3 separate regions of the Mus musculus genome follow, and all the other regions are linked to region 2. Evidence: chromatin loops called from intact Hi-C (ENCODE). Cell type or tissue: left cerebral cortex. All regions are shown on one strand.

The links. Peaks named below come from ENCODE experiments on the same cell type or tissue, not always from the same donor. Only the 100,000 strongest peaks of a DNase experiment are listed, where the experiment ranks them.
Region 1: it touches region 2 in a loop (11-fold over the local background); 4 of 42 quality-filtered maps call a loop at or near these places.
Region 3: a loop joins it to region 2, with 2.0 times the contacts of the local background. A loop is called at or near these places in 4 of 42 quality-filtered maps.

What each region holds. Positions count from the first base shown.
Region 1 is chr4:127,985,999-127,993,998 of GRCm38, reverse strand. Csmd2 (CUB and Sushi multiple domains 2) reads right to left here and starts at 5,955. Exons shown (of 71, transcript NM_001281955.1): 1 at 5,728-5,955. The coding sequence starts at 5,929. It also overlaps a transcript of CK137956 not described here. In left cerebral cortex, CTCF peaks have their summits at 1,148 (motif pointing left), 4,216 and 7,273; DNase peaks (open chromatin) are centred at 6,088, 6,536, 7,188, 7,893 and 6 more places; H3K4me3 peaks cover 4,243 bases; H3K27ac peaks cover 3,068 bases.
Region 2 is chr4:128,235,287-128,243,286 of GRCm38, reverse strand. The region is part of intron 5 of Csmd2 (CUB and Sushi multiple domains 2); the gene reads right to left. Among named protein-coding and RNA genes, the nearest start is that of Hmgb4, 22 kb to the left of the region's middle. In left cerebral cortex, a CTCF peak has its summit at 3,932; DNase peaks (open chromatin) are centred at 2,409, 4,016, 5,543, 6,391 and 2 more places; H3K27ac peaks cover 188 bases.
Region 3 is chr4:128,079,636-128,087,635 of GRCm38, reverse strand. All of the region lies in intron 2 of Csmd2 (CUB and Sushi multiple domains 2), which reads right to left. Among named protein-coding and RNA genes, the nearest start is that of Csmd2os, 81 kb to the left of the region's middle. In left cerebral cortex, no CTCF peak of the experiment used is centred here; DNase peaks (open chromatin) are centred at 77, 2,314, 3,040 and 4,068; H3K27ac peaks cover 1,507 bases.

The sequences.
Region 1 (8,000 bases), 250 kb after region 2:
CAGCAACAGCGAAGTGGAAAGTGCAATGGAGTTTTCAGTGGGAAAACTCTCCCCAAAAAGGAGAGCCAGGAGTCACGAGCTCCTGCTCTACCCAGGCATCGGATGACGATGGCTCAAGACCTGACACAATGGCTTTCTGAGCATTGGACTTGATGTGAGTAGCCTTGATGCACCCGGCTTGTACCAGAAGCACTTCTCTGATTACGGCTCCTGGGGGTGGCCACCCAGGACTCTCCCTGAAGAATGAGCCATTGAAGTTGGATTGGGAAACCCCATACTATTTTAGGGCCTACGCCATGTGGGAGAAAGTATAAATGAGGGCTTTGTCGCCCCCAGAAACTTCAAAGTTCAGGCAAGAAACTGAAGCTCATAGGGTCTTGGGGAAGAAGGTGAAAAAGGTTTTACTCTCACACTATGTGGGCAAGCCTAAGCCCCAGCAGCCGAGTTCTACCTAGATAGCTGTTGGCCGGCCTTAAGAACAAAGTGACTTTGCACTCATCCCAGACATCTGCACTGAAGATGGAGGAAGTATGGCTTTTATGATGACTAGAAGCTCAGGGTCCACGGCAGGAGGATTCCAAGTGGCTGATACCGCGTGTGTCCCCGGAGATGAATGACATCTGTAGGAATGTATAAGGGATCCTGAGTCAGGTAGACCTGGGTCCAAATCCTGCCTGGGACACTGCTGTAGAAACTGACTTAATCCATTAGAGCTGGAGACTTTACCAGTGAGCTCTCGGTGAACCTTAGCTAAAGCTGTCACTCCCCTGGCTGCCCAGACAAGTTTCTGAAAACCCTAGCTCGAAGGATGCATGCTAAAAGCACGCAGCCTCCCCGCCTGCCTCCTTTGTCCTCCGTGTTGCTGCTCAGATCCGTCTTCCCCTTTTAAGCTGTATCTTCCCAAGGCAAGTGTAGCCCTGGTCAGCTTTCTTTCTCTTTTGGAATCTTATCCCTATCATGGGAATGACTGTTTCTTTGGAGTTTGGGGATCCCTGTGCCTCAGAGAGCTCTGAAGATCAGCCAGATCTCTAACAGGAGCATGTATTCTGCTGAGCAATTGGATTCCCTGAAGCCTGCTCTCATGACCATGACGGTGACGATGAAGTGGGTAAGCCAGGCACAGGAGCCGCTGCTGTCAAAGCCACCTGCTGGCTTCCTCTGAACCAACAGAACCCATCAGTGTCTAAGACCCTGCACACTAAGCTTTCCAGTTCTTTAATTCTAGCTTCCCCTTGAACAGTCATACAGTCACCAACCCTAGCTACAGAACTGCCTACTAAGCTATAGTCAGCCTATTTATTAACACACACACACACACACACACACACACACACACACACACAGTCAGACACATCAACTGTAAATGAGACTTCAAGCCCAAACACACCTTGATGACTGAGCAGTTAACCGCCTTTCCTTGGGCATTCCCCTGTGGGGAGCTGGGGACAGGGGGTGGGGTTTGAGGACTTGTGGCTATGCTTCTAGAACCTAGAACACTAGCTCACCAACCTGTGACATTTAGTTGTAAGGAAACACACCTGGGAAGTCAGGGTCTGTCACTGTGTTACCTCTACATACAGCTGGCTTCCCTCATCCCTGAAACTCGGTCTTGCATCAACAATCCCTGGAAAACAGTCCACGGAAGAGAATTTCGAAAACCATCTGCTGGTGGAAGAGCTGTCCGTCAAACAGCAGCTCTATGCTGAGCAGGCCTGGCAGAGCTGGGTGCTGGGGCTACTAAGAGAATTAAAGCACTGTTCCTTGGTGCTCAGTTTTGTAGTTGAGACCAACACTTTTACATTAACTGGGTACCATGACAGAACAGTGGGTCCTTCTGATGCAAGAGACAGACTAAAAGTTAGCCCTTAAGTGACAAGCAATGCAAAAGACGTTGGCTAAAATTTAGTTTTTAAACCATAAAGGTGAGGAGATGGGAGAAAAAAAATCAGAACTCCTTAATATAGAGTTTAATATCTGTCCTAGTTGAAAGCACTTCTAAAGAACGAGGGGAGTTACAGAGACAAAGTTTGAAGCTGAGACGAAAGGATGGACCATCTAGAGACTGCCATATCCGGAGATCCATCCCATAATCAGCCTCAAAACGCTGACACCATTGCATACACTAGCAAGATTTTGGTGAAAGGACCCTGATATAGCTGTCTCTTGTGAGACTATGCCGGGGCCTAGCAAACACAGAAGTGGATGTTCACAGTCAGCTATTGGATGTATCACAGGGCGCCCAATGGAGGAGCTAGAGAAAGTACCCAAGGAGCTAAAGGGATCTGCAACCCTATAGGTGGAACAACAATATGAACTAACCAGTACCCCGGAGCTCGTGTCTCTAGCTGCATATGTATCAGAAGATGGCCTAGTCGGCCATCAGTGGAAAGAGAGGCCCATTGGTCGTGCAAACTTTATATGCCTCAGTACAGGGGAACACCAGGGCCAAGAAGTAGGAGTGGGTGAGTAGGGGAGTGGGGGGGGGGAGTTATGGGGGACTTTTGGGATAGCACTGGAAATGTAAATGAAGAAAATACCTAATTTTTAAAAAGCGAGAAGACATCCCAGCCTTCTCTCTCTCTCTCTCTCTCTCTCTCTCTCTCTCTCTCTCTCTCTCTCTCTCTCTCTCTCTCTTTCTCTTCCTAGGCTCTCATTCCAAAGAAAAGCAGCAGTTCTGGAGAAGAAAGGAGGGTGTCTAATTTCAGGTCTCAGTGGCCAACAACATGGAAGGAAAGGAGGGCCCACCTAAGGCTGGGTACCTGGGCATCTCTGGAGGAAAGACATGAGTGCTCCGGCCTTGAGAAGGTGCCTTGAGGGCAGGTGCCTGCGCAGGCTGCGTAGACTGAGCTTATCTACACACTAGGAAGGCAGCAGACACCACATTTGGCAGGACAGACCTGTCTGGAAGCATGTGAACAGTATTAGAGGACTAAGCAGGCTGAGCTCACCAGGAGAGTGAGGACCGGCTGATTGATTGTTCCTGGGCACCATACTTCAAGGAGGAAGCTGAGTGTTCGTATTAGAGAGGGAGAGGTGGTGAAACCCGGAATCCTAACGGACTGCAATGGAGTGGTTCAAAGGGCCGGGACCATAGGCACAGGCAGGGGAAGTACAGGGGGGTCAGCAGTGAGGTGATCGGGTGATAGGTACGTTTCAATGCCAAGCTACAGGGAATGGCTAGGAGCAGGGAAAATGGATGAAATACCCGCCTTTGAAGAGAGTTTGGGCAGACAGTGGTTGAATGGGCTCAGGAAGGCCAAGCAAGACATCTTCTTGGTGTGTTTTATGTGAAAGATACAGGTGTTTGCAGGCCGAGGGGAAGCAGGTTTCAAGGAGAGAGGATGACTGAGGGAAAGTGGGGGTGGGGGGGCAGGTAATTGAAGAGAGGTCTCTAGGGAGGCTGGGGTCCTACAGCGGTGGAGGAAGGAGTGTGATGGGAGGCAGGCCAGGAAGGATGGAGAGGAAGGAAACAGGCATGGACAAGGAAAACACACACACACACACACACACACACACACACACTCACACACACACACGTACATACACACAAATCCTCACAGTCCATCTCTCCAGCCCAGGGAAGTACTAAATGCCCCAAAGCACATTTCATGGTCAACAGTATGCAGAGATCACAAAAAGAATGCCTCTCCCATACCTCTCACACCACTTCCTGCCCACCTCCCTTCACTAACTCCATTTCCAAATGTCTGCTGCCTACAAGGCCGGATAGTTGGTGGAAATGCACAGGAAAGCTTCCAAAAGAAGTGAGCGCTCTGGGAGCCAGGTCTGGGCCCACCAGAGAGCAACTGCCCCTCCTTTAGACACACATACACTCCAACTTAGGTACCTACCCAAGAGACAACGACAAATGGATCTCAAAAAGGCAGCCTTCCAGCACTGCAGAATACTGTGCAGGCCCGGGTGAGTTGGCCTTTTTCTCTCCCCAGGGGCATGGCATACTCAAAGGGGCAGGGGCAAACCTAGCAAGGAAAACAAATCTAGCAATCCCAAACAAGTTCCAATTGGCCAAGGCAAAGGGGGCCTTTGCCTGGACAAACATCCAATGGGCCCCACAGCAAGTAACAACGGACCCCACAGCTCATGTGATAAGTCTTGGTGACCAGAAGCATTTGGTGTGAGCGGCCTCCCGGTGGGTGTGGGTGTGCGGAGAGGCCTAAGCTGAGAGAGGCACGCGCACCGCGGGCGCCCCTCTCTGGGTGTCAGTGGCTATGACTTCTTAGGATTACCTGAGAAAGTCCGGTCAAGTAGGGATAAACAGACAAGACTGTCTTGGGGAGCCCTCCCTGACAGGAAACCCCAACACTGAATGGTTATATGGTGAATGACAACGTCTGATGGGACATTTCACAAGATGCTGAAAGCCAGAGAGGGCATGAGAGTTTTTACCACACACTGGCCAACCACGGGAGGGGGCACACTTTCCAAGAAGCGCCAGGGCTTGGGGATGGCCCAGGACAAGGCTTGAGAGGCTCAACCTGTGGTTTTAAAACACCAAGCAAACAAGCAACAACAACAAAACCACTACTGTGGGGCGGGGTGTCCCGGCTCCAGGCCCAGGCATCAGGTGCTTCGGGTGTTCTTCCCCAGCGGGTGTCAGCATCCAGTAAAGTGAAAACGCAGCTCCAGGCATCCCCGTTTGGACCGGTCCCCCCACGGGCACACGGAACTTTCTAGGTTGTGGCTAAGCATCTGAAGGTGCCGTGGGTAAAGTAGAAGACCAGTTGAAACCAACAACCTTTAGAGCAACTGGGCTCACTAAAGGGTCCACATGCCTCTCTCCCAGGAACTGTAAGCTGCAACCACACATCCATCCTAAAGTCCCGCGACTCTCCACACCCTTCAGGTCTGTCCGGGCTGGCTTAAGGAGATCGAGTCTGCCACCCGAGCCACGGATGCCGCAGCCCAGGCGTTTGGCTGCAGCAGGGCGCGGGAAAGGGCACTTTGGCGCGGAGTAGGAGCCAGTAGAGGGGATGTGTCGGCACGGACCCTGGCAGTGACATTCCCCCTCCTCCCTCCCCACCCGGCACGACCTCCTCCTCCACCTCCAGTGGTTCAACCCCCCTTCAGATCTTCACATGAGCCCTTCAAGAAAGATTGCACGGACCCCCGACCTGGGCGCGCGCCCACCTGCATCCCGCCCCCAGCCCAAGCACCGAGGGGGCGGGCGGAGGGCGTCTGAGGAGGTGGGTGGTGACCGCAGTCTCAGGGCTGTTTGGGCGGGGGCAAAGGCTTTGGTCGGAGAAAATGGGCGGGGGCAGGGAAAGACAGACCCTCCAGACGCGGAGGGGGCGCGCCGAGACTCTCCAACCCCCAGGACGGGTGTGCCAGGCGGAATGGGGAGAGATGGGGGAGTATGGCTCTGGGAAAGTTTATCCCGGAAAAGCTTGGCATCTTGGGGGGCTGGGAGACAGGAGAAACTGAAGCCACAGTCCAGGTGGCCCGCAACCCATGGAGGGGGATGTCTGTCTCCCAGGCCCCCCATACCGGCCGGATCCGGCTAAGTTGTAGCTGGGGTTGGGGACATCCATGAGGGTAGAGGTGAGGATGTGGTCGAAGATGGAGTAGGTGATCTGGGCAGACAGAGAGGAGGATGAGCAGCAGGGTGGGTAATCGGAAGAAGGAAGCCAAGCCGAGGTGGGGGAAGGGACTGGGACCGCGTCGAGGTTGGGTGGGCTCGGGTGGGGCGGGCGGCGCGGTCAGACTCACCCGCGGCAGCCGAGGCACTGAGCAGCCCCCAGCCCAGCAGCAGCAGCAGCGGTGGCGGCGGTGGTGGCGGCGGTGGTGGTGGCGGCGGGCGGCCCCAGCGACTCCCGGTACCCGGCACAAGCGCCCAAATCCCGATTTCGCCGCGAGCCCTCACTGCCGGGCAGCCGCAACATCCTTGCTCCGGTCCCCGCGAGCGCGGCATAGCGCGGCCAGCAGCCCGAGGGAGAGGCTTCGCCCGCCGCCGAGGAGAAAGGAGGTCAGGAGAGCTCTGTAGCTTTTTTTTTTTTTTTTTTTTTTTTTTTTCTTCCTGCTCCGGGAGGGGGGGAAAAAAATCCCGGTACGCGGGAGCCCTGAGCTTCTGCGGCTGGAATGAACCAAGTGTCCGCCCGGCCGGGGAGAGGCGCGCTGCGCTCTCGGAAATGACTCGCTCCAATCCCGCTTCGCGGGGTTCGCGCCGGGGGGCGGGGGGGGGGTGAATTATCCCCGGATTAATCACTCCGGAGCCGCTTCTCCGCCGCTCCAAATGCTGGGGGTGGAGGCGCAGTTAAGGAAAAAAAAAAAACTGGATGGGGGGGTGTTCTTCAGCGCCACCTGCACCCCCTAATAAACCACAAATTACATCTAAAGGGTTGTTTATTCCTATTTGTTCTACAATTGACCAGTTTCTTTTAAGTTCAGTCCTCCGGTTTTCATGTAAAAGATCACCATCAGTACATCCCCTCCCGTGTACACACACACACACACACACACACACACACACACACGCACTCACGCACAGAAACACACACTCTTGCATACTCAGGCACACACACACACGCCTCCTCCACGTTTGGAAATGGGAATACTGTCTGGGGAGAGGTAACCAAAGAAGATTGCAGTTCCCCGGAGTCGTGGGTCTTGCGAGAAAATCTTGGGTACTGGCTTTGAACTTGTAGTCTTGGGTCTGGGGAGGACACTCTGGAGCTCAGCTAGCTGTAGCCCACCCCAGGAGATGGGTTCGTGGACACAGAAGAAGACAGGGTTAAGAATTGAAGGGTGAGTGAAACAGGAGGGGTGGGGGTGGTGAATGGTCCCTTCATTCAGTCCAGGGCAGTCCTACCCCTAGTCTAAGACAAAACCGCAGGGATGTATACTGAGATTGGGGGCGGGAGCGGGTATGGGATTGATGGAAGTGTTGTGTACGAGTCCCTTGAACAATTTACCCTCTAATTTAAGTGACTGGACTCTGCTTGTCCCCCATACCCACCCAACCAGGGCCCCAAACCAGATGAGTTTCTCCCAAGGAAGTGAACCCTTATCTTCTACAGGCTGGTAGCGGCTGCCTTCAGACCCACAAGGGCGCAGCGTAGTTCCCCCCCACACACACACACACACACACCAACCCCCCTCCGCCTCAGCAGCGGTCTCAGGCTGGTCTACCCTAGGCTGCTCTGCCAGTCACGAGGGCCCCTTCGTTGCCTACGCCAAACTCTTGCCTAGGGCGAAGAGACGCCTAGGGAGATGAGGGAGGCCGGAGAGGACCGCGAGCAACATGGCAGGGGGAGAAGGCTCCGCCTGGCGAGCGCAGCGTAAAAGCACCTGCCGATGTACATCCCACCCCACCCCCCTCTGCCAGAGTCACCCAGAGAGGCAGATCTTGCGTTTAGGCAGTCTGGCAATCAAGTGATTTGGCCAAGCTGGCGTTCTGTCATCCTGGAGGCTCAGGAGCCCGGGAACCCTGATGGCGGGCGGCGAGGCCGGGACATTTCCTGGGAAGGGTTAAGAGAGGGACTTCAGGGTTGGCAACTTGGGTTAGGGGGTTTCTGCAACCCAAGTTGACCAGCTGTCGGCGGCGAGCCTGTGAATTTCTCAGGAAAGGCGTACAATAGGGCTTCGGGGTTCTGTCTGGGATTGGAGTGGAGGGGGATATGGAGGAGGAGTGGACGCTACTTCTTATTCCCACCAAAAACTTGCTCCACAGAGCCACACTTTCTCAGAGCGCTTGGTACGAGTCTTTCTCTTTCTGCCCCAACCCCAACCCTGGCGGTTCCGGTTTCCCTGCATGAGCTCATCCCACAGCTGGGGAAGGCGCCTGGTGGCCCCCGGAGTGGGTATGGAGAATCCTGTGAATCGCGGGTCCCATTCCCCACCCCCATCACACTGGCCCATCCCGACTCAGTCTCTCTGAGTGCCAAGAACCAACTGAAGCGGCCAGAAAACCTCAGTGAAAGGCCTGCTTTATATGCCTAGGGTAGCGAGGAGGGGGCTGTTCGTTTCTCATTGTCCAGGCCCAG
Region 2 (8,000 bases):
GGGCAAAGGTAGGTTTATTGTTTGTTTGTTTGTTTGCTAGGTGGCCTGAGGTAATTGAGTGTGGATGGTGGCAGTTGACTTGGGAAGATGGATGGTCTATTGAGGCAGCTTTAAAGAATCAGCTGTGGGTGGACCATACCTGTGATTCCATCCTTCTCTTAAAACTCCTGTCTTCAACAAAGACTGCTCAGACCACAGAGAAGTGACACATGCTCACTTCTCTCCTGACTGGGATTCCTCTCGGGCACTGGGCTGGCATCAGTAGAAAGGGCATAGGTAAGACGCACCCACTTTCTCCACACTGCCCTGGGCTTGCTGAAGAGGTTGCCAGTGGACACGAGCCTCAAGCATCAAGAAACTGGAGGTGCCATCTGTTCCTTTGACTCAAGGAAGGAGAAAAGCCCAGAACCCACTGTGCCCTCCTGAGCCCCTCACCAGGAGCTATAGCTGATCTCACAGAGACAAAACAGTCACATGGTTCGAAGGTCAGCATGGGACCCAACTCAGGGAGTCCAAACCACATCGAGTTCTTATCTTAAATGTCACAGGGTTGAATAGAGACATATGCCTTCCAACATTAGTTATCTCTGCTTTGTGTGTGTGTGCGTGCATGAGTGCACGAATTCCTGTGTGCCTGTGTGCATGTGTGTATATGCCTACAGATATGTATGTACATGTGGAAAGCCAGGGATATCCTCTAGTGCTGTCATTTGTTAGACACCTCTACACACACACACACACACACACACACACACACACACACACACACACACACACACATTTGAGACAGGTCTCTCACTGACCTGGGGCTCACCAGGTAGGCTAGGATGGCTGTCCAGGGAGCCCCAGGGATCTGCCTGTCTATTTCCCAGCACTGCATTTGCAAGCATGCATCACCATGCTCCACACACTTGCATTGTGATAAGTCTGCCCACTGTGCTGCCTTCTGAGCTCCCGGCTCCTTTTCATTATCTAGAAAACTGTTTGAATTGTGGGAAGGGTCTTCAAGCGGAGTTGGGGAGGGGTTCCTGCAGCTCACCATTGGTTCAATTACTTACACTAAATCTCAGCTCCTACACCCTGGGGTGGCCCACAAGGGTCTTTGACAGCTCAGTATGCCCAGTCCTTCTTGTCATTCTGCTCACCAGCCACTCAAGCCAAAAGCTGGCAGCCAGAGTCTTCATGTCCTCCCCTGCTTTATCCCTCTGATTTACTGAATGCCAGCTAACAAAGGTTCATCTTGGCACTCCCCCTCTCAATCTCCCCCTATACTACCTTGATCAGACATCACCACCACCACCACCCTGCCCCAGTCTCATCCAAACTCTGGAAACAATAGCAACTCTGGTTATCATTGTCTGTGTCCCTTCCCACACCCCTCCTTCCTCTCCCCCCTCCCCCCCCACCATCCTATTCTCTCAAAGCAGCAAGGGGGATCTTTCAAAGCTGATCAGGATACTCCTCCAGGATAAAGCCTTTGTTGACTCCCTGTTGCTGTCCGAATTAAACACTACTCATCTGGCCTCGCTCTACTTCTCCCAGCTCACCCCCACCCCTCGGGTTTCTACAGCCTTCTGGTATTTCCCCAGGCATAGAGCGTGGGAACTCCACCTCCCTCCACAGGCCCTCATCTCACCAGCCTCCGAGAAGAGCATGATGTTAGACTTCTGCCTCTGCCTTGCTGTCCCTGCAAAGTCTCCCACCCACTGCCCGCAGCTCGCCATGGTCAGCAGAGAGGGAAAGGATGCTTAGAACTGCCGTCCAAACTTGTGCATTCTGACTATGCACAGTGCGTAGTGAGAGCATTATATTCAGTTCCCCGGTTTTTAATTACCCCGATATCCCCACAGGACACAGACCGATGAGAAACCAGAAGCCTTGGAAAGGTTAAGTAATTAGAGCGAGGCCATGCAACAATGAAAGGCGTTCAGATGTTTGACCTCCGAGACCTATCAGCAAACGCCATCAGAGAACACATCTATTTCCTGTGGTCTATGCCGGGGAAAGCTACTGAGCCTGAACAGAAAGCCCTCTGAATCAGGAGTGCCTGGCCTGGCTTACGGGAAGGCAACATTATCTACCACAAGGTTATTAGGACAACAATGGACTTAAGGCCCAGTCACTGCTCAAAAAATGCCTGATTCTCAATTCAATTTAGTTGAATGCAGTCTCATTTAATTTAGTGCAGCTATCAAGTGCTCACCGCAGACCTTGGATGGGCTCTGAGAGGCCACAGAGCAAAGCAAAGCCCCTCTCGGGGAAGGAGCAGAGCCAGGCTACAGGACGGGAATTCCGAGGGCAGCGCTGAGCTCTTGGGAACATTTTCCAGCTCCTTTGCTAGTCCTCCATCAGTGATCAGCTAAGCGGAGCTGTGAAGGTGTTTTGGTTTGGTTTGGTTTTTTGCCCAGATTTCCTACAAGATACATGCACAAATACCATCTATTACAGCATCTGGGGTGTTTCCCCAAGGCTCATGTGTTGAATCTCCAGTTGTTGGCTCTATTGAGGGGTGAGGAAAAATTCACTTGGAGGAAGTATGTAATGGGATGGGTTCTTGAAGGAGCTTCGGGGATTTTCTCTCTCTTTCCCCTTCCCTCCCTCCTTCCCTCCCTCCCTCCTTCCCTCCCTCTCTTTATCCTTCTCCCTTCCTTCCCTCCCTCCCTCCCTCCTTCCCTCCCTCTCTTTATCCTTCTCCCTTCCTTCCCTCCCTCCCTCCTTCCCTCCCTCTCTTTATCCTTCTCCCTTCCCTCCCCCTCTTCCCCTCCTTCTCTCCTCTTCTCTTCTTCTCTTCTTCTCTCTGTCTCTCTGTCTCTCTGTCTCTGTCTCTCTCTCTCTCTCTCTCTCTCTCTCTCTCTCTCTCTCTCTCTCTCTTTCTCTGCTTCCTGACTGCTGTTCTGTAAACACTTTATCTCTGCGCATTCCCCACTATAATATTCTTCCCTGCCACAGCACAGAATGGTGTCACCAAGCAACCATGGACCAGATCTCTGAAACTGTGAGCCCAAGTAAAAGTCCTTTCATTTTTCACAGCCATTTTTCTCCCACAGCTGTGGAAAGCTAATGTGTCACCAGTGTATATTAATAGTTCTCTTCAGACATGATACATGTCAAAGGAATTGGGACTGACAGGGACACCAGTGACAAAGGATGAAGCTTTACAGAGAGAGATAAGCTGCCTCCAGCAAGCTATGTTTGCTTTCTGGGGATCAGTTCCCGCCCCCCCCCCCCCCGAAAGAGGACTGGAAGTGATGCCTGTCTCATAGGAGCCTGGTAAAGGTAGAGGAAGGGAACATATACTTAGCTACTAGGACTTGTTCTGGATTGGTTGGCTTGAAACGCTTTAATAATTGTAACTTCAATACTTTGCCTGGCCACTGATCTGTATAAAACGCTCCTGGTGAGCCTGATATGGCTGACTCTTGAGAGGCTGTGCCAGAGCCTGACAAATACAGAAGTGGATGCTCGCAGCCAACCATTGGACCAAGCACGAGGTCCCCACTGGAGGAGTTAGAGAAAGAACTGAAGGAGCTGAAGGGGTTTGCAACCCCATAGAAGGAACAACAATATCAACCAAGAGCTCCCAGGGACTAAACTACTAACCAAAGAGTACACATGGAGGGACCCATGGCTCCAGCTGGATATGTAGCAGAGGATGGTCTTATCTGGCATCAATGGGAGGAGAGGCCCTTGGTCCTGTGAAGGCTCGATGCCCCAGTGTAGGGGAATGCTAGGGCAGGGAGGTGGGAGTGGATGAATGGGGGAGCACCCTCATAGAGGGGGGAGGGGATAGGGAGTTTTGAGGGGGTAATGGGAAAGGGGATAACATTTGAAATGTAAATAAAGAAAATATTCAATAAAAAAAGAACAGCAACAACAAAAAGAATGCCCCTGGAATAAATGGATGCATGAGTGGTATGCATGATTTAGCATTGGTAGCCACTGGAGGGCCTCAGGAAGCAAGCTGAGACATTGGACTAGGGATGGCAAGAATCACGGAGGAGTTTTCAGCTTGGGAATAGTCCTGATCAGCTGTGGACATTTGGCAGGCTCACACTGGATCACATTAGAGGAAGGACAAGAGAGCCTTTCTGCAGACAAGTAGGGGACAACTTCATGGTATAGTGTATCCTCACAAGGTCATGGTCAGGAGCTAGGATGCAGAGAAAGGGAAGCAAACCCAAGATACTTTTGCATTAGAATTGGCATTAGGCAAACAAGAACTGGACAGATGACAACCACCCCATTTGGTCATCATGGTTTTTCCTGAGGATGCCAGGGAAGCTGAAGATGCCAGGGATGCTGAGGGTGCTAGGGATGCTGAAGATGCTAGGGATACCGAGGATGCTAGGGATGCTGAGGGTGCTAGGGATGCTGAAGATGCTAGGGATGATGAGGATGCCAGGGATACTGAGGATGCTAGGGATGCTGAGGGTGCTAGGGATGCTGAAGATGCTAGGGATGCTGAGGGTGCCAGGGATGCTGAGAGTGCTAGGGATGCTGAAGATGCTAGGGATACTGAGGATGCTAGGGATGATGAGGATGCTAGGGATGATGAGGGTGCTAGGGATGCTGAGGATGCTAAGGATGCTGGGGATGCTAAGGATGCTGAAGATGCTAGGGATGCTGAAGATGCTAAGGATGCTGAGGATGCTAGAGATGCTAAGGAAGCTAGGGATGGCTGCTGTCTTTATTTACCCAGGTCCAGAACAGAGTTCTGGCCTTTTTTGTGTGGTCTTTCCATAGACAGTCAGGGTGGGCAGACCATGACACTCTTCCACAGAGCAGGATGCTAAACGTACAGCTGGGGCAAGCAGACAGCCACAGGAAATGGCTTCCCCCTGGCAGATGGGCCTGGGCTGAGGACAGAAGTCACTCTGAAATGCAGCCTGTTTTTCAGGGGACATCTCCAAACCTAGTTAGAAAATGAGAACATCTGAAAACAGTCCAAAGAGAGGGGCTGTATCTCTCATTTGCCTCTTGCTGCTCTGTGCCAAGTGTCATTGCTGGCTCTCTCATTCAGCCTTTAGCGTGGCCTCAGAAGGAGCTCACCCCAGTTCTCACAAGTAGGCAAACAGAGGCTCAAGAGCTTCTTATGAAAATATGATCCAGGGACAGAGGAAATAACTCAGTCACTAAAGCATTGGCCTTGTGAACATGGAGACCTACTTCAAACCCCAGAACTCACGTAACTAGAGACAGGTGTAGTATAGAGTGTTGCTTGAAATCCCAGCCAATAGAAGGCAGAGACAGGAGGATCTCTGAGGATCGATGGCTCGTCACCCCATCCTACTTGACAAATTCCAGACTGGTGAGACCCTTGTCTCATGAATGAAGATGTGTGGCTCCTGAGAAATAACAGCTATGTTTGAGCTCTGACCTGCACAGTAATATGCACGCATGCACACCCCAGTGTTTCACGGGAGGAACCAGAACTTGAACCCAGCACCTTGACTCCAAAGCCCACTCTGTTCCCTTGAGGTAGAAGTCATCTTTCAGCTTAAAGATCTTGTTCCTATATTTGCTGCAGCTCAGCAACATGATGGAATGCTTGTGGGAAGCTATTTGGCAATAAGAATCAAAAGTCTTAAAAAATACTCATTCTGGGAATGGTTCCTAAAGAAATGATCATAAATTCAAGGGGGAAACCAGCTTTACACACACACACACACACACACACACACACACACACACACAGAGAGAGAGAGAGAGAGAGAGAGAGAGAGAGAGAGAGAGAGAGAGAGAATGTGTTCTCCACAGATGTATTTATAACATGAACGATGAGAAACAGTCTGAATGCCCATGGAAAGAGGAAATGGTTAAGTAAACTGTGATACAACCTCAAATATGTGAGGGCAAGGGTTTAAACATGGCTGTGATGAGTTCAGTGCAGACTCTCACCACTGCCTTGCAGTGATGGGACCGTCCCCACACCTGCACCCAGACAGTGCTTGGGGTTCTGCCCTTTCCAGCACTCATCAGCTCCTTCCAAACCAAACTGCTCCAGTGTGTGTGTGTGTGTGTGTGTGTGTGTGTGTGTAAAACATTAATATGGAAAATAGAACTGCTCGATGCATATTAAATGAGAATAAACCATCTCTAGAAACCTTGCTTGTTTTCACTGGCCTGTAATAGAGAAAAAAATAGGCACTGGACTTAGAGGAACGTGCCTTTATGTCCCTCTTATGAAGAAATCGGGGAGTTGCCAATTCTATCATTTTGCTTTGGAGGCACTGAGCACAGACAAAACCAAAACAGAAAGAAAGAGGCTGTGCAGATGTCTCAGCTTAAGGATGAGGACCTGATCTCTGGAGCTCATTGGTCAGCCAGTCTAGCCAATCAGTGAGCTCCAGGTTCAGCTATAGACCCCCATCCCAAAGTGATGTGGCTAGGGGTAAAGAGCTCAGTGGTTAGGGACACTGACTGCTTGTGCAGAGAACATAGATTCAGTCCCCGGCACCCACGTGGCATCTGGAACTTCAGTTACACAGAATCTAATGTCCATTTCTGGCTTCTGTGGGCGCCAAGCATGCATGTGGTACACAGTCAAATATGCAGGCAAACACTCACAGACATGTTTTTAATCTTAAAAAAAAATTAAGTAGAGAGTGATTGAGAAAAAAATCCACTACTGACACATACTGGTATGCACAGGTGTGCGCACACTCTCATGCACACATTCTCACTTACCTACACTACATACACACACACACACACGTGCACACACACACACACATACACACACACAAAACAAACAAGCAAACGAGGAGAAGAGCATGTACTTTGAAAAGGAGTAGGCAAAATGGCATTGCTTGAAGCTAATATGATTGCCTAACCTAGAAAAACCAAACTAACCAGCTTTAAATCTATTAGAGCTAATGAGAGTTCAATCGGATGGCAGGTTACAAAAGAAATACACAAAAATCAATACCCTGCTTTCTTTCTTTTCTTTTCTTTTTTTTAAAACCGGCCACAAACAATTAGAAAATGCAATTGCAAAATTATCCTGTTTACCAGAACAAGAAAAACCGGCAAAACCACTCAGGAATAAACCTAACAAGCAATTTACTAGGCCTACATGATGAAAACTATAAATGCTTTGTTAAAGATCATGAAAAGTAGCCAGGCATGGTGGCGCATGTCTTTAATCCCAGCACTCAGGAGGCAGAGGCAGTCAGATTTCTGAGTTCGAGGCCAGCCTGGTCTACAAAGTGAGTTCCAGGACAGCCAGGGCTACACAGAGAAACCCTGTCTCGAACTACTACCCCCCCAAAAAAAGATCATGAAAAATACCCGAAAAGTGAGGGGAGCCCCACGGTTCTGGGGAGGAAGACTCACTATCAAAAACATGGCAGTTCTTTCTAGAGCCTTCTACACATCCCTTATCTGGCGGGAAAGCTGAAAAACTTACTCTGAATTTCAACAAGACACAAGTGCATATGGGTCCCCAGTGGAGTGTTTTCCCAATAAGAAAGAGGGAGGTCCCTTTTCCCCGGAGAGCAGAGGTCACCATAAAACTACAGCAAGACCGTGATGGAGACACAAAAAACAGACCAGGATGCTGAGGGAGGTGTAGCAGGCAAAGTGCTTGTTGCGCAAGCTTGGGGACCCAAGTTCAGAATTTGGGGACCCGAGTTCAGAACTCCAGCACTCACACAGGGCTCAGTATGGTGGCAAACACATGCAGTCCTGGTGCTCCTATGAGGAGATGGGGAGCGGCAATGGAGGACTCTCTGGAAACGCATGAGCTGGCATACAGTATTGTTTCTAAGAGAGTAGGTCTCGCTGATACAAAACTCCAGTGTTTTATGTGGTCAGATTGGGAGAAGGTGTGTTCTACCATTTAAAGTATCTTCTGTGAGTGAGAACTAAGCAATGCTCTAAGACCAGTTACTTATTGACAGGATAATTATCTTGTCAAAATATATAAAGAGCTTCTACAAATCAATAAGAAACATACAAATAGAAAAGGAGGCAGAGATTAAGATCGGCAATAAAATAAA
Region 3 (8,000 bases), 160 kb after region 2:
CCAGCGTATTTACTAACTCGGCCATAAATAATCAGAGTGATTTGCATATTACTATCTGGCTTTTTATAGCACCACACATCTGAGCTCTGGCAGGCAAAGCTGGGGTGGAGGCAGGGCAGGAAGGTGAGCCACGCTCTAGGCACGCAATGACATTGGTCAGAGTGGTTCAAGTTTCTAACTCTGATCCATAATGCCCGGCAGGCCTGACTTTTCCAGGCCTAAAAGCGGAGAGAGAACCAGGGGTGGCATGGGGTGTCTGTGACAGGAAAGCCAATCACTGTCACCTGGTCAGGGGCAGACAAGGACACAGGGGTAGCTGAGAATAGCTCTAAGACAGACATCAGCAAAGCAGAGCTTTTGAGCTCTGAGCAGAAGGCCACTCGCTTCTCTCATGCACTATGTAGGAGCCAGCTGCAGCTAAGTGCTCACACTCTGCAATCAGACAGGCCTCTGCCCCTGCCCTTCACACTGTGTAACCCTGCTTGGCTCACTTGACTTCTCTGGGCTTTGTTTGTTCCTCTGTATGATAGGAACCACAACAGCACCTATCTCCATAATAAAAGCCAGACAGTGGCGCACGTCTTTAATTCCAGTACTTGGGAGGCAGAGGCAGGCAGATTTCTGAGTTCGAGGCCAGCCTGGTCTACAGAGTGAGTTTTAGGACAGCCAAGGCTATACAGAGAAACACTGTCTCAAACAAACAAACAAACAAACAAACAACCCTGCGGTTTCACTTATCCATACGGGAAGGTAATTTAGCAGAAGGTTAAGGCACAGGGCAAGGAATGGATGCAGTAGTGGTGATGGTGGTGACAGTGATGGTGATGGGGACAGCCATGATGGTGCTGATGACGGGGTTAGTGGTGGCCACTATGAGGGCGATGACAAAATATTGAATTTTCATGGGCTAGTGATGGAACTCAACACTACTGCCCTGTTCATGTGAAGCCGTGGGTTTGATCCCAGCATATCGTCCCCCAAGACAGAAGAAAAGATGTAAGGGGAAAGGAAACCATCAGAATGGGATGTAGCTCAGTTGGTAGAGTGTTTGTCCGGCATCTGGGAAGTCCTAGACTCCACTCCCAGAACTAGTGGTGTGTGCCTGTAATGCTAGCAGCTCGTGTGTAACTAGCAGGAGGACCTGAAACTTGAGGTCACCTTTAACTACATAGCTAGTTCAAGACTAGCTAGAATTATATAAGACCCTGTCTCCAAAAAAAAAAAAAAAATCCTTTATACTTCTATCATACTAATGAAGTGCCCACTACTAAGTTAGGGAAGCCATCAGTGTTCGAAGCTGGCTGTGGTCAAATGGAAGTGTATAAAGGGGTCCATAGAAGCAGAGATTTGGTCCATTTAGGGGTTCTACAGAATCTGGGGATGTTCACCAGGCTGCCTGCCCCACCTCTCAATCTTTTACTTTGCCTATTTGCCTCTTCTTAGAAGGGCAGCTGTGAAGAGCCAGGGATTTGTGTGTTGTGTTTTGTTTCCTGTTTCCTCTTGGTGTAGAGTGGCCACACACACCCTTTGGAGAATGAATACATGAATGAATGAGGCCTGCCAATAAAAAACCCACTCTATATTAATCACAACACACGCAGAATCCTCCTGATTTTCCTCTGCTCCTCAACACCGCTAAATCCTCCAGGGTCATTTCTCTCCACCGTATCCTGGCTGTCTTACCTGTGATCCCACCACTGCCCATGTGGGTCTCCTGACCAGATCCTGACCATCAGGTCATCGTCAAGGACCCTCTTTGGGGTGGCCACGCCACAACTGGGGCTTGAATTGTACCCTGGGTTTTCACCAAAGGTGATATCTAGAGGAGAAAGGATGCAAGACCTGGAATGGAGCAAGCCTCTTGGAAGGAAGTTCCATGGTGCTCAGCTGGAAAGACTGGCACAGGAGAGGCGGGGACAGAGGAGGAGCCATGAGGGTCCAATCACTCTTGAAGGAGGGTCTAGAAGGAAGCTCCAAGGGGGAAAGGGTGGTTTGTGTGAGCCAATAGAATAAAACCCAGGTCTAAGTGTCCTGGGAGGTTTCTAGATAATTCTCTCTGGGCACACATGATCAGAGGCCGGGCTAATTGGCCGTGGTCACTCTACACCGGGAGTAAGGCCTAAGTTTTCAAAAAAAAATTCCTTAGGTTGGTCTGCATTTTCCAAGTTTCTCTAAGCTAGAATGTTTATATAATGCAAATAGGTATCCAATGAAGGGAAGGAGGAAGCCAGAAGCTGAGGAAGCGGGGGCCACATCCTGGAGGAGGCCGGCTGTGCTCTACTCCCCGCTGGCCATCCGGGAACTCCTATTCTGAGCCTCACAGCTCAGCTCCCTGGCAGCAAATGGGAGATTTGTGCAGGTCGTGGGGCCCCCTGTTTCTATTTTCTTCCTTCTCTTTCCCACTTTGTATTTGGTAAGAATCTAATTTTAACCTCTCCAGATGCCGTATTTTTGATCTTTTCAATTGATTCTTTGCGGAAATGGAGTAACAGAAGGGCCGTGAATCTTTTTAATGGAAAAGATAAAAAGGCTTTCAATGGCTGGGAGACAAACCCTGTCTGCTCCCCTCTCAGCCTGGCCTTGCCTTTGGGGTCCCAGCCCTCCCATACCCCTGCTTCTGTCATGAAACGGAGAGACACCTGCATGCTGGGCCTTCGCTGAGGACAGCTAATCGTAAAGCATCATGTGCAGCCTGTGGCATGGAAGAGATCCAGGCTGGGTGAGGTTAGGAGTGTATGTCCCACCTCTTCAGTCTCGCAAACATTCCTACCCACCCCTGGGAGATATTGGCCACTGTCTGGACACATCTTAGTTTTTACAGTAGAGGCAGAGGTGCTACCAGCAGGCCAAGGATGCAGAGGTCAGCTCCCAGAACAAAGATTATCCATGGACTCAGAATTTGGCCATGTCACAGTGGAGACACGCTACTGAGCCATGTGCCAAGATGGGTCTCATCTCTCTAGCTCTAAGATGCCAGTAGCTCTGGCCACTGGCCATCCTTGGATCATTCGGACATTCAGGCTTGTAGCTTCTTCTGGAACTAAGGGTTGTCATCACTCACTGCTGTCCCAGTATGGAAAATATAATTCATACTCCACGGACTAAATTTCCATTTCACAGCTGAGGCTGTGGAAGATGAAGGGAGCTGTAAATAGAAGGCCTGGGATTGAACTCATACAGTCAAGCCCTGAGCACCACTCTGAATTCTGGGACAGCAAATGGCATGTAGTAGTTGTTGCTCTGGTTACCCCTGGGGACCAAACAGCATCATTGGGCAACAGAGCTGGTCCTAGCCACAATGTATCTCCACTGATACACAGATGCATGCCTTAGTCCCAGGTTCCCCCGTGAGTCCTGTAGCCTGATACTGGTGCTTTCCATGTGTAGTCTAAGACCTTGAAACCATGGCACTCATTTTCTAGAGGAAGGAGTTAGTTTAGCTGGGTAAGAGGACTTCCTTCAACCATCCCCTATCCATATCCAGGATCAGTGTATTGGATCATAGAGTAGGAGCTAAAACAGGACCACACCACAATGTGGACAATGTGTGCCACTGAGGGGAAAGGCAAGCCAGATAGATGTGGCCTTTTGACCATCAACTTCTTGACCTCAAAGAGCCTGAAATCAATAATGACATGTAGTTCTCTTATGGCCCTTGACCTCAACGGAACAGGACACTGGCAACAGTTCAAAGGGAAACCAGTAAAACCAACCAGGACCCCTGAGACTCTGCCCTTACGCACTAAAGCAGCCTAAAAATAAACACCAACGCCTTCAGCTGTTGATTAGCAAGTAAGCTATTGGCCTTTGGTAACAAGTGAGAGGCGTGGACATTCTGACAGTCACTGGGGTGTGTATGCTTTAAAATACTCAACCAGGAAGTCCCACTGTGGTCATGCTTCAGGGACACATCGAAGCCACTAACACATCAGACCAGGGAACACAGAAACAAGGAAAGCGATGAGAGGACAGAGAGAAGGCACCAGGGCAGGTTGGTTGACGAGCAAGAGAACTGCACTGGAGAGTAGGCCAGGAAAACAGCCAAGGACAGCCTCCACTGTCTGTCTGGGCCTGGCAAGCTTCTTGTCTTTGAGGCTCTGTTCTCTGAAACCCATGACTAAGTCCTGAGAGAAGCATGCCAGCAAGGCAGGCTATCCCTGCCCCATACACCCATCAGCCCTTACCTGCAAGATGGGGTTCCCTCAACCTATCGCAGTCTCTATTCCTAGAGTCTTCTGGAACAAGCTTCCCTCTTTCTTCCTATACCCAATTCTGTATTTGTCACCAACCCACCCCACAGCCCTGTCCTCCTTCCTGCCCTCAAAGTGAGGCTAGACAACTGTTGGATCTTCCCAGGAGCCACAGTGACAAACATCAGGTCCAGTCAGATGGGACTCAGGTCCAAACCTCTAAGGTATGGGTGCCTGCACTCACACGTGCTTGACCATATACATAATTAAAAGGAAGCATAAATATTTTTTTAAAAATCTCACAACACTGGCCTTGGTCCTCTGGAGCCTGGGTTTACCCAAGGATCAAGGACACCATCCAGGTCTCCTGGGGCTGCTGTACTGTGTCGAGAGCCTGATTCTGGGTTGAGCCTGGGCCTTGCAGTGCGCCTTAATCTCTCCAAACCTCATTCCTATCTGTGAAATGGGGGGATGGTGTCCACCTTGTGGGATCAGTGTAAAAAACAAAGGGTTCAATTCAAAACTTCCAGTTGGAGCTTAGAGAGCTTTGGGCCTTAGTCTAGGATGCCAGGGCACAGGGTAGGATTTGGGTACAGCAGACTTCTGGGGCTTCTTGGCATCTGGATCCCAGGTCCAGGATACTGAGACCTGGCTACTATCTAGCAAGGATGGGACCTTGTGACAGTCAGGCTGAGTTAAAAGGGTCTCAGAGTCTGAAGGAGAGAGTAGCAGCTAGTGGTATTCAGCAAAATGTGAGGATTCAAAATCATCTCACATTCCTGTGAACAAGAATGAAGCCACTCTGTTGGGAAGCAGAGGGGAATCAATGGTATTGGCAGGCCCATCGTGTTCTCCTATGATTCATTGAAAAGTGGGCCCAGGCAGCTAGGAGAAGGGTCTCCTCCGCACAGGGTGGAACCTGAGCCTAGACCCTCAAAGCTGGCCTACACAGTGATACACTTCCTCCGACAAGGTCACACCTCCTCATCATCTCAGTTCCAATGATCCAAGAGTATTCAAACCACCACATTAAGTCAGCCCCAATTAATTGTTGCCTTTATAAGAGTTCTTGGTCATGAAGTCTCTTCACAGCAATGGAAACCCTAAGAGAGCTGTCAGCCATGGAAATGCAAACCCTTATAAAATAATCGCTTCCTTGTTGTTTAAAGTTCAGAATAAAGCTCATTTAAAATATCAAATTGGGGCAGGGAGATGGCTCAGTTGGCTAAGTGCTGAGTTCTGGTCCCTAGCATGCACATACAGAGAGCCCAACACTGCTCACAGAGGGACAGTCCTGGGAGCGTCAACTGTTCACACCGGCAATTCCAGAACCAGGGAACCCCGTTCCAGATAGAAGTCAAGGTCAGAGCTGGACTGCGGCTTGCTCTCCTGGAATGTTCACATCCCAGCCTCAGTGCCACCATTGGCTGCAGCCTAGGTCCTTTCCTAGCTGTGACAACAAGCCTCACACCCTCTAAGCATCTCTTTTTCTCCAGTTAAGCACTGATCTTCCCCTACCCTCTAACCTTCTCTTTGTCCTGGCCATTCTCCTTTGGGCCCACCTGAGCTTATCATTGCCCTCTGTGATCGTGGGCGGAGAGAATATATTGAAGCATCTTCTTTCTTTCTTTTTTGTCCATATTTAACTTTGAGTTGACTGAAAATGCATTCTTATTATAAAAATAATGCAACCATGTCACAAAAACCCTTTTTAAATAAAAAGAAGAAAAAAACCTCAAAGATAACCAATCCTCCCCATGAGTGTATGGTTACCATGTTCGTGCCTTTGCCTCCTCTGTGTCTGTTGACCAGGCCCATGTTCTTACACAGCCAATAATCTCATGCACAGATCTTTGAGACCTGTTATGTGATTTTTAAATTACATGTACTTAATTAGGGTTGAGGTGTTGTGAGCTTGACACATGAGCCTGTGGAGGTCAGAGGACAGGAAGTCAGTTCTTTTCTTCCACCATGTGGGTCCCACGGATTGAACTCAGGTCATCACGAACTTGACGGCACGCTCCCTTACCCTCTGAGGCATCTTGTAGGCCTCCGCTTTGTGGTTTTAAACTTAAACATTTTTCTAGGCTATAATGTCATGATGGTTGTCTTTGGCTTCCTGCACCAGTGTGGAACTGAGGAGGAAACTTAACTCTGAGACAGCTTGACTAGATCTGGAGAGCAAAAGCAGGCCACGACAGTCTACAACCTCAAGCTTCATGAGTGTGGCAATTCTTCAGAGCTGTCTCTTCCATTCTGTACTGGTGTCACCTGCTTTGGGGCCCTATTTGTGCCTGCCATGCATTCATCTGTTAGACCAGTATGTATCAAACTGAGGTGTCGGCAGCTACATGTGTAATAATGAGCAAGGTGGCAGTGGCCTCATAAGCTCATAAAGAATTGAGGGTGCCAGTGTCTTACTTAGTAAGGCATCAGAGAGCAGGACATTCATTGAGATCCCAGGACACATGAGACAAGGGTGCTTCATCTGCACACATCGGCTCAACACACTTCTTTGCAGATAAGGGAGAGGCGTCCAAGGGTACTTGCCCAGGATCTGAGAGCCAGGAACCAGCAGAGGCAAGATTCACACCCAAGACTTCTGTATTCAAAGGTATTCCTCAGTACCCATCACGATCACAGAGGTTGTGGGAAGTGATCTGTCTCTCCTGAACCTCTACTAAGATTTAGACAAATTAAAAGACCACTGTATAACCTTCTCAACAATGTGCTTAAATTATTTCATGAAAGAAAGACAAAAACAAAAAACAAAAACAAAAAAACCAAAAAACAACAACAACCAAGATACGGCATAGCTTGAGGACAGGAGGGGCATGGTTATATTTGAGAAGTTTCTACTGAGGCACATAAGCCAAGACCACCATTTAAACAGAAGTATAATTCAGGCACTCTAGTTTATATTTGCCTAGCAAGCAGACAGTTGTGTGATTCAAACCTTTCCGGGACCACTCTGACAACTGAGTACCCAAGAGGCGACTCCATCTGCCTCTTCTCGCCATCAGAATTTGAAAGCCCCCTCCTCCTGCATAATTGCTCCAGGCAATCAGCACCAACTGATCAATCAAACAAAGAAAATTGCAGGTTTGAAGCTTTAATTAAATCTATCCGGCACTATCTAATTAAAGAAAATCTTTATGATTCTACATACTCCAAAATAGAAGGAGCCCACTCCTTTGGGGTTCTATGGATAATTCACCATGCCCTGTCAAGGCCTTCACTCAGTTTACAGTGTTGGAAGAGGTGATAGATAAAGACAACTGGTCTACCTTGCATTCCTTTTAGGCTAAGTTCAAGTCAATTTCAACATGGCGGGTCTATGGGGTTTCAGGAGAGGATGGCTATCTGTAAGTGATTTTCTTTCATCCACACTCCTCCCCAAATTCCTTAGGGCACATAAGTACTTGTTTAGGTCTTGGACCTTTATCTTATCCACCACAAGACGAGTCACCCTGTGACTAAGGGGCTGTGAATCAAGGCAGGGGGAGGGGGACTGAGAACAGACTCCTTTGTAGCTCTGAGTTTACTGGCCATTCTTAACTTCAGCTTTCTCATCTGCAAAGTGGGATGACTGCAATATGCCTTGGGTTGCTGAAATGAAAAAATAAATAAATTACTATGACTGAGAAGCTGCAGCAGCTATACAAGGAGTAGCTATCGTCAGTAGTTGGCTCTGAAGAGAGGAGCAAACTGGGTAGTAGATTTTCAAGCCTGCCGTAGTCTGGGAGATCTCTTTATGGATTCCTTCCCCCTCCTACCAAAGGTCTTGATGGCTTTCTAGCTTTCTGAGAA